Regions from separate parts of the Mus musculus genome. Here regions 2, 3 and 4 are each linked to region 1. The links are chromatin loops, found by intact Hi-C in ENCODE. Cell type or tissue: heart. All regions are shown on one strand. Region 1 holds the start of Cenpb (centromere protein B). Region 2 overlaps Gm30590 (a long non-coding RNA gene). Region 3 holds the start of Mavs (mitochondrial antiviral signaling protein). Region 4 overlaps Smox (spermine oxidase).

Region 1 (2,500 bases):
CTGCTGCCATTCGAGTGTCCAGAGCTTTCAAGTACTTAGCCAGAGCCTGGGTGGTGACTCCACCCTTCGAGTTGGCAGTGTAGTCGCAGGGCAGACCACCTTGCCCTGCACGGGGCTTGGCAGATTTGCCTGCGACCAGTGGGGGAAGCTTCTCGCTGCCATCGGCGTTGGCGCACAGCAAAACGCTAAGGCGCTGGGTGGCCTGGCGCGCCGGTCCATCACCTCCCCAGAGCCCTGAGGCCTGGTCCGACAGAAAGTCGTACCACAGGCTGGTCTCGGTGGCGCTGAACACGTCCTGCGAGGCGTAGCCCTCAGCTACCGACGGCGGCTGCTCCTCCCTCGTGTGCCAGCCGGGTGTGCTCCCACCGCTGCCCTCGGAGGGCACCGTGGCTGGGCCGGCAGGTGCCGCTGGGGCCCGAGGGGCAGAGCTTCGCGCCCGAGAACGGGTCACGCCGCTGCAGGCCACTACACCGTGGCGCCTGCGGAAGCGATCCAGCCAGCCGTTGGAAGCAGTGAAGTCGTCCATGCCCAGCTCCTCCGCTATCCGCAGCGCCTTCTCTTTCAGGATGATGCCCTTGACCGGCAGCCCGGCGGCGCGGATCTGCTGGAACCAAGCGATGAGAAGCCCCTCCAGCTTGTCGTACGGGGACAGCTTGTTGGTCTTGCGGCAGGTGGAGGCCACTCCGTACTTGCGCTCCGACGCCAGGATGGCGCGCTTGTTCTTCAGGATGGTGCTCAGCGTGGACGGCGGGATGTTGAAGCGCCGCGCGATCTCGCCCTTGCGTAGGTCCGGGTTCTCCTCCACCTCCTGGATGATCCGCGACTTCTCCCGGAACGTCAGCTGCCGCCGCTTGGGGCCCATCCCGGCGCGCCCTCCGCCCCGGGGCCCGGCACCGCCGTCGCCGCCCCGGGGCGGGGGGCCCGGGCCCGCGGCGGGGGGGGCACCTGGTGGCCTCTCCGCGCGCCCCGCCCGAGACAAAGCGGCTCGCGGGGCGGCGGCGGGCGGTGGCGAGCGGCGCGGGCGGCAGGACGTGCCCAGCGGGGAGCGCGGCGCGGCGCGGGGCGGAGCGCGCGCGGGATCTCGCGGGAAGCGGGGGGACGCTGGGCGCCGCCTCCCGGACCCCGCGCCGCTGCCCGGACCCGCCGCCGGGGGCGCTGAGGCCCGGACTGTGCGCCTCGGCCACGCGCGGGAAAGGTCATCGGCAGAGACAAAACGCACTTAGGCACCTGGACAGATGCGCAGGGACCTTTTGGTGCTCTCCGGTCTGCTCTTTCCTCCAGAGGCGGCTAGCTGGCATCAGGCTGCTTAGACTGCGTTTTAATTGGTTGGCGTCAAGCGATTAGGATTTTTTGCTACGTGTAAATGCAATTGTCTGTATGCTTCTTTTTAAATAATTGTCTTTATGCATGTGAATGTCTGCCTGTGTGTAGGCGCTCCTGCATGCAGATGCCCAAGCAGACCAGAAGAGGGCTTCAGACAGGAGTAGGATTGCAGGTAATTATGAATTGCAACATGGGTGCTGGGATCCAAACCTCTTGAGAGCAGCCTGTGCACTTTAAGTGCTGCGCCTTTTTCTCAGACACCTAACATGAACTTTAATGGTGTATACTCTTCCAAATGTGAAAGAGCCAATCTATGGTTACGCAGTTATGTTATTGTAAAGACAACATAGCATTTAAATCCACTTGATGGTGTTAATGACATTTTAAAAATTCTAGCAATTTTTGTGATGGCGCATGCCTTAATCCCAGCATGAGGGAGACAGAGGTAGGTGGAGGTTGAGCCAAGCCTGGTCTCCAGGGCTGTTTGTTATGCAGAATACCACTTTCTTGAAAAACAAAAATAAACAAGATCTAGTAATTCAAATCCATAAACACTATTAACATCTGGGTGTTATTGGTTCCCCCCTCCCCATGCAAGTAGCCATATCTAAAACTACAAAAATGCGTATGTACATAAACATCTGTACAAATAAATCTTAAAACCTCCTCCTGCAGGACCAAACACGAAAGTGATGAACCCTTGAGGCAGTGCGCACAGTGCAGTGTTTTGCTTGCCTGTTTTCGTTTTGTTTGAGCAGAGTCTCATTATATAGCCTTGGCTGACCTGGAACTCTGTATTGACCTGTTATGGTCTGAAACTCATGGAGATTCTCCTGCTTTTGCCTCCCCAGTGTTGGGACTAAAGCATGTACCACCATACCAGACAACCCAAGAAACGAGAGAGAGAGAGAGAGAGAGAGAGAGAGAGAGAGAACTCTACAAAGACAAAACTCAAAACAAACAAGCAAAAGACCAGTAAAACAAACAAACAAACAAACAAATACCCAAAAAAGTCTACAAAAATACCATTGAGTTCATTTTGTGTTGACCAACTACACCTGGGCGTGGATCTGCCCTTGAGTGTGGTTGATATACTCTGACATTCCATGGGGAAAAAAACCCTGATTGTCCCTTTGCCAGTGGGTATCAGTTGCAGAGAGCATCTTGGTTTGGTATG
Region 2 (2,500 bases), 180 kb after region 1:
ATTAGGCCAATCTTTATTCCTATCTATTAATAGTGTCTATGGTGTTAGGGGAGGGGTATTCACACACCATGATGTGTGAATGCATGTCAAGGATAACTTTGGGAATCCGTTCTCTCCTGCATTACAGACAGGTTCTAGGTATCAAGTTCAAGTTATCAGGTTTGTATAGCAAACACCTTTACCCACTAAGCCATCTCCAAGGCTCCCTTAAGATCAATTCCTTATATAAAACACATCATTGTAGTATGCAAACTTACTTTTGTCCTTAATAAGTGGTACAATTCCATGTGTACCAAAGAATTGTTTTAAAATAATTGTTGTGATTTATTATCAATAGTGTTGAAGTGGTGTGCTTATATATCTGCACAGATTATGTACCTATTTCGTGGGATTGCATAAAAAAATCTTAGGCAAGAAGGGATTGTGAGTGAGAAAAGTTTAAGAAATCTTGGTATAAGAAAAATCTTTGTAGTTTCCTCTTATTTTTACTGTGAACCAAAAATTAATCTTTTAAAAAACAGTTTATTTTATTATACAGTGTGTCTGTGTGTTGAGGGTTGGTCCTTTGCTATATGCTGTAATGCTAAATATTGGTCCCCAAGGCCTGGCTGCATACAGGATGAGAGAATCTACTGTAGACCCAAGTGACTCTATGTGACCACGCCCCCAAGTTATCCCTGATTGGTAAATAAAAATGCCTACCGCCTATAGCTGGGAAGAATTGTGTTAGGCTTGGCTTAGGGTTCCCAGGCTTGGACCATGAGGAGAACCATGAGGAGAGAGAGAAGGTGGGAGAGAGGAGGAAGTAGCCATGGGTTAGGGGAGTCATGAAAGCACGGCCATGAGGGCTGGCCAATTGAAGTTAAGAGCAGCCCAGACAGAACATGGTAAATTATAATTTGGGGTTATTGATGGGAAAATAGAGTCTAATAGCCCAGCTGTAGTGCTGATTAAGACTTATTATAAATATGAACATTGTGTCTTTTATTGAGGAACTGAATGGCCAAAGACAGGGTAGAAACCCTGGATTTAGATGAACTAACTTTCTTTCTTTCTTTCTTTCTTTCTTTCTTTCTTTCTTTCTTTCTTTCTTTCTTTCTTTCTTCCTTCCTTCCTTCCTTCCTTCCTTCCTTCCTTTCTTTCTTTTTCTTTCTTTCTTCCTTTCTTCCTTTCTTCCTTCCTTCCTTCCTTCCTTCCTTCCTTCCTTCCTTCCTTCTTTCCTTCCTTCCTTCTTTGCTTCTCTCTCTTTCTTTCTTTTTTTGAATAAATAAAAAGATCATATTATATTTTGTTATTTGTTTATTTATTTGAAGGTCCAAGTGCATTGAGAAGTGCCTGTGGAGGCCAGAAGAGGTCATCAGATCCTTTGGAGTTGGAATTATAGGCAGTTTTTAAGTCATCTAACATGCTATTGGGAATTAGATTGCAGTCCTCTAAAAAAGCAGCAAGCATGTTTTAACTGCTGAGTCCTCTCTCCAGCTTGTGTGCATCTTTTCCTTAGTTTTTATTTATTTGTTAGCAGTTGTATACATATACACAGTGTATTATGATTAAGTATTTTAAAACACATTTTATTCTTGCTATTGTTGTTGTTGCTATTTTAGTCTGGGTCTTACTGTGCAGCTATAGCTGGCCTGGAAATTGCTATGTAGACCAGGATGGCCTAGAATTCACAGAGATCTTCCTGCCTCTGGCTCCCCAGTGCTGAGATTACAGGTGTGTGCCACCATTCTGGGCATAAAATGTTACTTTTAAATGATGTCTTTTTGTTTCTACCCACTGACAAACACTCCCACCCACTCCCACCTTCTTTGAGAATCTCCACCTGTACCCATTTCTGTCTTGGCATTGGGTACCCTTTGAAGTCTCTACTCAGTTGCATATTGTCTCTCCCACAGACTGTGAACATTTCAGTTGCAGAAGCAGGAGTGTCTTCTCAGGACACGTATGTCCTCAGTCTGGTGAACAGTGGATATATGGTGGTTGTCTGGGGAGGTGATGTTTGCTGGTAGCTCAGAAAGGTTCCATAGAGAAGAAGGCTGAGTTATTTTTCTCTTAGCCCCCACACGCTTGTTCAAACACATGAGTCTATGTGGGCTATACGTAGCTATAGCATAAGGCAAAATACATTTAGTCCAACTTCAGAACTTCTCATAGTCTATAACACTCTCAAAAGTCCAAAGTTCTAAGTCTCCTCTGAGATTCATGCAATCTCTTAACTGTGAAATCAAGGCAGTGGTGGCACATGCCTTTAATCCCAGCACTTGGGAGGCAGAGGCAGGCGAATTTCTGAGTTTGAGGCCAGCCTGGTCTACAGAGTTGAGTCCCAAGACAGCCAGGGCTACACAGAGAAACCCTGTCTTGAAAACAAACAAACAAACAAACAAAACAAAACAAAACTGTGAAATCAAAATAAAAAGACTATGTACTCCCAACATCACAGGATAAACATTACCATTACAAAATGTCATAGTGAGGAAACACTGGACCAAACCAAGAC
Region 3 (2,500 bases), 54 kb after region 1:
GTAAGCAAATGCCAATTAAATTTTCTAAGAGTTGCCATGCTCATGATGTCTCTTCATAGCAACGGGAACCCTAACTAAAACAAACAGTAATAAAATCTAATTTCATTCAAAGAGTTCCAGCATGGTGGCAGCTCTAACCTCAGTGCTCCCTTAGGCTTGTCTTTAAAACTGTATTAGATAGGAGATTATAGCATTAAGTATGTCATTGATGCATTTTTCAGCTTTTTTCCTGTTTTATATTTATGATGGGAGGGGTGATAAATGCCAATGCTTTTTGGAGTTAGTTCTCTTTCCATTATGCAGATTACAGTGGTCAGACTCAGATCTCTGGCTTGGCAAAAAGTGCCCTTACCTGCTGAGCCATCTCACCAGCCCCAGTTGATATATTTTTACATGTGCTCCAGCTGCGTACTCTCCACCTACATCGAGTTATAAGACATTTCTACCATCTAGCCGTGCTGAGGTAACTGATTTCTTTTTAACTATGTTCGTTTTTTACTTCTGGTTGAAAGAATTGACTGGAAGCGAAAAGCTTTCGTTCCTTTGTCTCTGTAAGCCAGTGGAGGTCAGAGGAGTCGGGTTACCCTGGTGTTGGAGCTATAAGCGGTTGTAGCTTGGTGCATATCCCCAGATAGATGCAGTCTTTTGCTGCATCCTGTTCCTACCAGCCCAGCTGGTGTCATCTGGCTAGGCACTCATGTCCCTATGACATTTTGTGCGACACTACGTTTATGGAGCACTGGAGACATAGGAGCAGATCACATGAAGACCCTCTCTCCTCCAGTACTTGGCTAGAAGATCTGCTTTGCCTGAGGAATGGAACGGAATCTAAGAACTGCAGTTTTCTGGGTATCTGGACTTCCCCTGAAAAGTGTTCTAGACTAAGCAGGAAGAAACAATCTCCCTAATGCACCTGCAGGAAATCAGAAGAGACCTCAAGCAAGGCCTGCGGGGCACCAGCCGCTAGACCAGCCGCTCCGGAACATCAGGACTCATCCACTGGCCCTGCGACCGGCCTAGCTCAGCTCCGCCCAGGCATCCCCAGCCCAGCCAACAGCCGTACTTCCAACTCTATCACAGTCTGGCTCTGCCAGGCCAATGACTGCGCTTCCGATCCCGCCCCTCCTCCCCACGCCTGACCAATAGCTGCGTGGCTGGCTTCGTCCCGCCCCCTTCATCTGCGAGGGCTCTGCACAGTCGAACGCGGTCAACCTGTTGCCTAGTCTGGTTTCTCTTGGTAAGTTTGCAGCCTGGGCGTCGGTGCTCAGGACTCTGTGTTCACTGAGATCCTTCAGGGAGGGAACCTTGGCTAGGGCCAGTTACGCCTGGGAGTCCGCATGGGCGCCCTGGGCCTGGGCGCGTGGGGTCGGAGAGGCTCCTGAACTAGGGGAGAATGAGGTCGGCCACACACGGATTCGCGACCCCGGCAGTTCCTTGATCCGCATCCAGCACCTTTAGCAAGCAGGTAGGTGGTGCCGAGAGTTTGCCCAGGCTGGACAGAAAGAACCTCGGAGTGCCCCCTGCTTCTCCCAGGCCCTGGTGACTCGAGCGAGGCCTGGCTACGAGCAACGACCTGTGGCAGCCGCGCCAGGGAGTAGGCCTGCCAGTCCGGGCTACGGCCTGATCCTGGATCTGGGCAGTTGCAGGCAATAACATCTGTTCAAAACAGCCTCCCTGCACTTGGAGACCTGAGTCCCGACAGGAATCTAGTCCGAGGCCAGGAGACTTGTCCCTCGGGAGTGTGGATATTTATTTCCACGACCCGGACAGAAGCTCTGTGGAAGTCAGGTCGGAAGCTTTGCTGTGTCCAGGACACTCTTGCCACCTCCCTTTCTGTTATAAGAAAGGGTCTGATATAAGAAAGAAGTTTGAGGAAAAGGATGAAATCAAAAGAAAGCAGAAAACAATGTTCTTTGGATACCGGGAAGCTTCAAAAACTTGAAGGGCATTCAGCCTCGATCTCAGAACTCAGGTGAATGTCAGTAAGGGCAGCATTGATGCCAGTTGTGTCTGAGAGACTTTTATGTCTTCAAAGAGCCTAAATGCTGCATCTTCTCACCCTATAGTCACATCCCCAGGCAGTGACCTTGGTGTAAAGAGGGGCTTTGTGGTTTTCCTGCTGCAGGGACCTCTATGCTGTTAGGTCATGGCAACAAGTCTGGGTACAAATTCCACACTGCAGGTCAGCCGTGTAGCTTGGTATCACTTCCTCTCTTGTGATTGTGTTAAAGGACATAAGTAAAAGGACCTCAGGCTGCCTCTGTTAACAGAGAACCTTCGAGAAATGAATAACTGTGAGCTTCCTCTGCTTTTGGTGGGGCTCCATGCCACTCCCCGCCCCCAGGCTGCATTCAGAGTTGTGGTTGGACTGCAGAAAACCAATAATTTGACTCCCTCATCGTCACATCTTTCTAGGTGACCTGGGAAAGGGGGAGGAAGGGTTTCATCAGGCTGGCCTCTACAGAGGCCTCATTTTTCATCCCCTGAAGGCTCAACAGAC
Region 4 (2,500 bases), 330 kb after region 1:
TTTCCCTCCCTCCCTCCCTCCCTCTATAACCCCCACCCCTTAGGAAAAAAAAAAACAAGTGGGGAAAGTGATTAAAACTAACAGCAAAGGTTGATTGAGCCTGGCATAGCAGGCTCTCTGGATATGTCTTCTCTGATTTTTCAGTTGGGCCTCATGGTGCATGGACACAGTGTGGTAAGATTGCCATGGTAGACATCCTCTGCCGTCTGTGGCTCTCTGTGGCCTCTGGCTTCTTGTGGGCAACAGGGGTGGATGGAGCTGGTTTGGGACAAGACTCATGGAAGACCAGTACTGTAGAGTTAGCTGGGAAGGTCAGTGGGTTAGGACCCTCGCAGGTCCTGTGCTGTTTGCATCTGATACCCTTGTCCAGGGTCTCTGAGATTTGGTGTTGGGAATGGAGGGGTCTTTCTGCAGTCATCTATAAGATGGCTTGTGGTCCTTTTCAGAATCCTGTCATTTCTACAGTTCCTGCATGTGTCAGGTCCTTAAATGCTGATAGTCTTATAATAACCTTATTTGACTGTCAACAGCAGTGTATAGTCATGCCTAGGGGAAGAAAGGTCAGGAGGTCTCTTCTGGCTTTTAGAAGGTAGCGTCAGGGATCCTGTGATAAGCAAGACCCCCCACCCCCACCCCAGGTTTTGCTTTTCTTTTTTTAGGTAATGTCTTTCAATGTATCCCAGGTTAGCTTGAACCTCATGATCTTCCTGCTTTAGCCTTCCCAGTACTGGAATTACAGGCATATTTGGCCGCAGTCAGTGTGAGAACTCCAGTTCAATCCCTTTTACACCTGCTTTACATAGTAGCATTTCAAGACCTGGCTCCACTTTTAAGCTTTACAAACACTGCCACCTTCCCACCCCTTTATTGCAAAAGTGAGGCTGTTGGAGTGTCTCTGGGGCCAGGGTGCTATCAAGGGGATTCCCCACTTTTCCAGCGTATGGGCTGGGGCACGCAGCGGTGTCAGGTCTCACCTGTTGCATGGGCACCCTGGCGTCATTACAGCTGACGCAGGCCCTCCACAGCACTCTGTGTGTTTGCTAGCTTCTCACAGCGTTGGCGGTGGCTGGCAGACTTCCGGTGGCATCACCACTGACCCTGCCAGCGCGTGCAATCCGCCACATCCTCACCTCTAAATTTAGTGCACAGGAACCTAGGCAGAGGAGAAGGGAGGGAGAGACTTCAGAAGCCCGGCTTGGCATGTTCCCTAGAGGGTGGGGGCCTAAAAGAAGGGGGAGAGGGTAGTGGAGGAGGAGGGGGAGGAGGAGGCAGGAAAGGCTGGCGCCCACCTTTTAGTGGCCTCTCGAGCAAAGCCTGGATTGCCCGGGAGGGATTCTGGGTCTCTAGCGCCATCTGCTTGTAGTTTAGGAAGCATGTTCTAGCTTGACTTGGCTAGTTGAGTCTGGGAGTGGAGTAGGAGGCTCGCTAGAGGAAGCACATCTGTCTAGGCCCATACATCACATGGAATAAGTTGGGGGAGAAGCAGCCTCTTAGCCTGAGCATATTTAGGAAAAAAAGCACCTACTTCGCTAAACCTGCAAGTGTTAGAGGACACTGTACTGGGGAAAATGGAAACCTTGGAAGGAAGTGGACATGTCTTGGCATGCTGTGTAACCTCCATTCCGATCCAGGTAGATCTGCTCCCTCCACTGCAGCAAGCTCCCCTTACTATTCTCATTCATGTCCCCTTTCCCTTAATCTCTGTCCTCAACAGATTGTTTGCCTTTCCCTGAACTTCGTGTGAATAGAGCCACACAGTATGTGCAGCTCGGAGTCTGGCCTCTGGCTCAGTCACGTTCATAGGTGCATCTGTGCTGCTGTTGGAGCACAGCTGCTTGTTTCTGTAGTTGCTGAGTTTTGCATGGCATGAGAGTACTACACGGTTTGAGCATCTGTTCTCATTGGTGGGCTTTTGGGTTGTTTCCAGATTTGGTTAGTGTGATAAAGCTATAAATGTCTTTGACATGTCTATTTGGAGGGATGTGCCTGATTTTTAAAAGTGGATTGCTGTGTGGAGGCTGGGAAAGGCCACACTTGCTTCATGGGTGTGGGTGACGGGTTTTTATTTGCTTCTTGGCTTGTGAACTAGCAGCTTCTGTCCATCTTTATTTCCTCATTCGATCTTGGTACTATTAAATTCTGCGGCATCTGTGACTCAAACCTTAGTTGAGACAACTGATCTTTTACGTTGCTGAGTCAGGGAATGAAAGGGATAGGACAGGAGCTGAATTTCAAAGTATTCTGGCCATTCTTAGACTAGAGGAGCAGTGTATTCCAGCCCTGGGCCACCTTCTCGCCCTACATTACCAGCTGCCCAAGCCTGGCGTCTCTAAGCAAGCTGGCAGCGTATAACTGTCAATTTGATGTCTGGTCTCTGGTGCCACGGGTCATCACTATCCAGTGTTTCCTGGGTTCATTGCTGTTTTGTGGTGACTGGGGGCCTGGGTGGATGGAGAAAGGACCTACCCAGAATAGCAAGGCTTGTTGGATACTAGCTCTT

What was found. Peaks named below come from ENCODE experiments on the same cell type or tissue, not always from the same donor. Only the 100,000 strongest peaks of a DNase experiment are listed, where the experiment ranks them.
Region 2: a loop joins it to region 1, with 1.8 times the contacts of the local background. A loop is called at or near these places in 2 of 42 quality-filtered maps.
Region 3: it touches region 1 in a loop (3-fold over the local background); 2 of 42 quality-filtered maps call a loop at or near these places.
Region 4: it touches region 1 in a loop (2.1-fold over the local background); 3 of 42 quality-filtered maps call a loop at or near these places.

Annotation. Positions count from the first base shown.
Region 1 is chr2:131,179,015-131,181,514 of GRCm38, forward strand. It overlaps Cenpb (centromere protein B), which reads right to left and starts at 1,053. Exons shown (of 1, transcript NM_007682.3): 1 at 1-1,053. The coding sequence starts at 862. In heart, CTCF peaks have their summits at 1,191 and 1,396; DNase peaks (open chromatin) are centred at 57, 757 and 1,217; H3K4me3 peaks cover 1,823 bases; H3K27ac peaks cover 1,676 bases.
Region 2 is chr2:131,357,320-131,359,819 of GRCm38, forward strand. The region is part of intron 1 of Gm30590 (a long non-coding RNA gene); the gene reads left to right. Among named protein-coding and RNA genes, the nearest start is that of Rnf24, 5.7 kb to the left of the region's middle. In heart, a CTCF peak has its summit at 1,351 (motif pointing right); no DNase peak of the experiment used is centred here.
Region 3 is chr2:131,232,891-131,235,390 of GRCm38, forward strand. Mavs (mitochondrial antiviral signaling protein) reads left to right here and starts at 1,173. Exons shown (of 7, transcript NM_001206385.1): 1 at 1,173-1,237. In heart, no CTCF peak of the experiment used is centred here; a DNase peak (open chromatin) is centred at 1,111; H3K4me3 peaks cover 1,745 bases; H3K27ac peaks cover 1,962 bases.
Region 4 is chr2:131,508,873-131,511,372 of GRCm38, forward strand. All of the region lies in intron 1 of Smox (spermine oxidase), which reads left to right. Among named protein-coding and RNA genes, the nearest start is that of Gm30732, 16 kb to the right of the region's middle. In heart, a CTCF peak has its summit at 1,366; DNase peaks (open chromatin) are centred at 1,199 and 1,359; H3K4me3 peaks cover 766 bases; H3K27ac peaks cover 1,773 bases.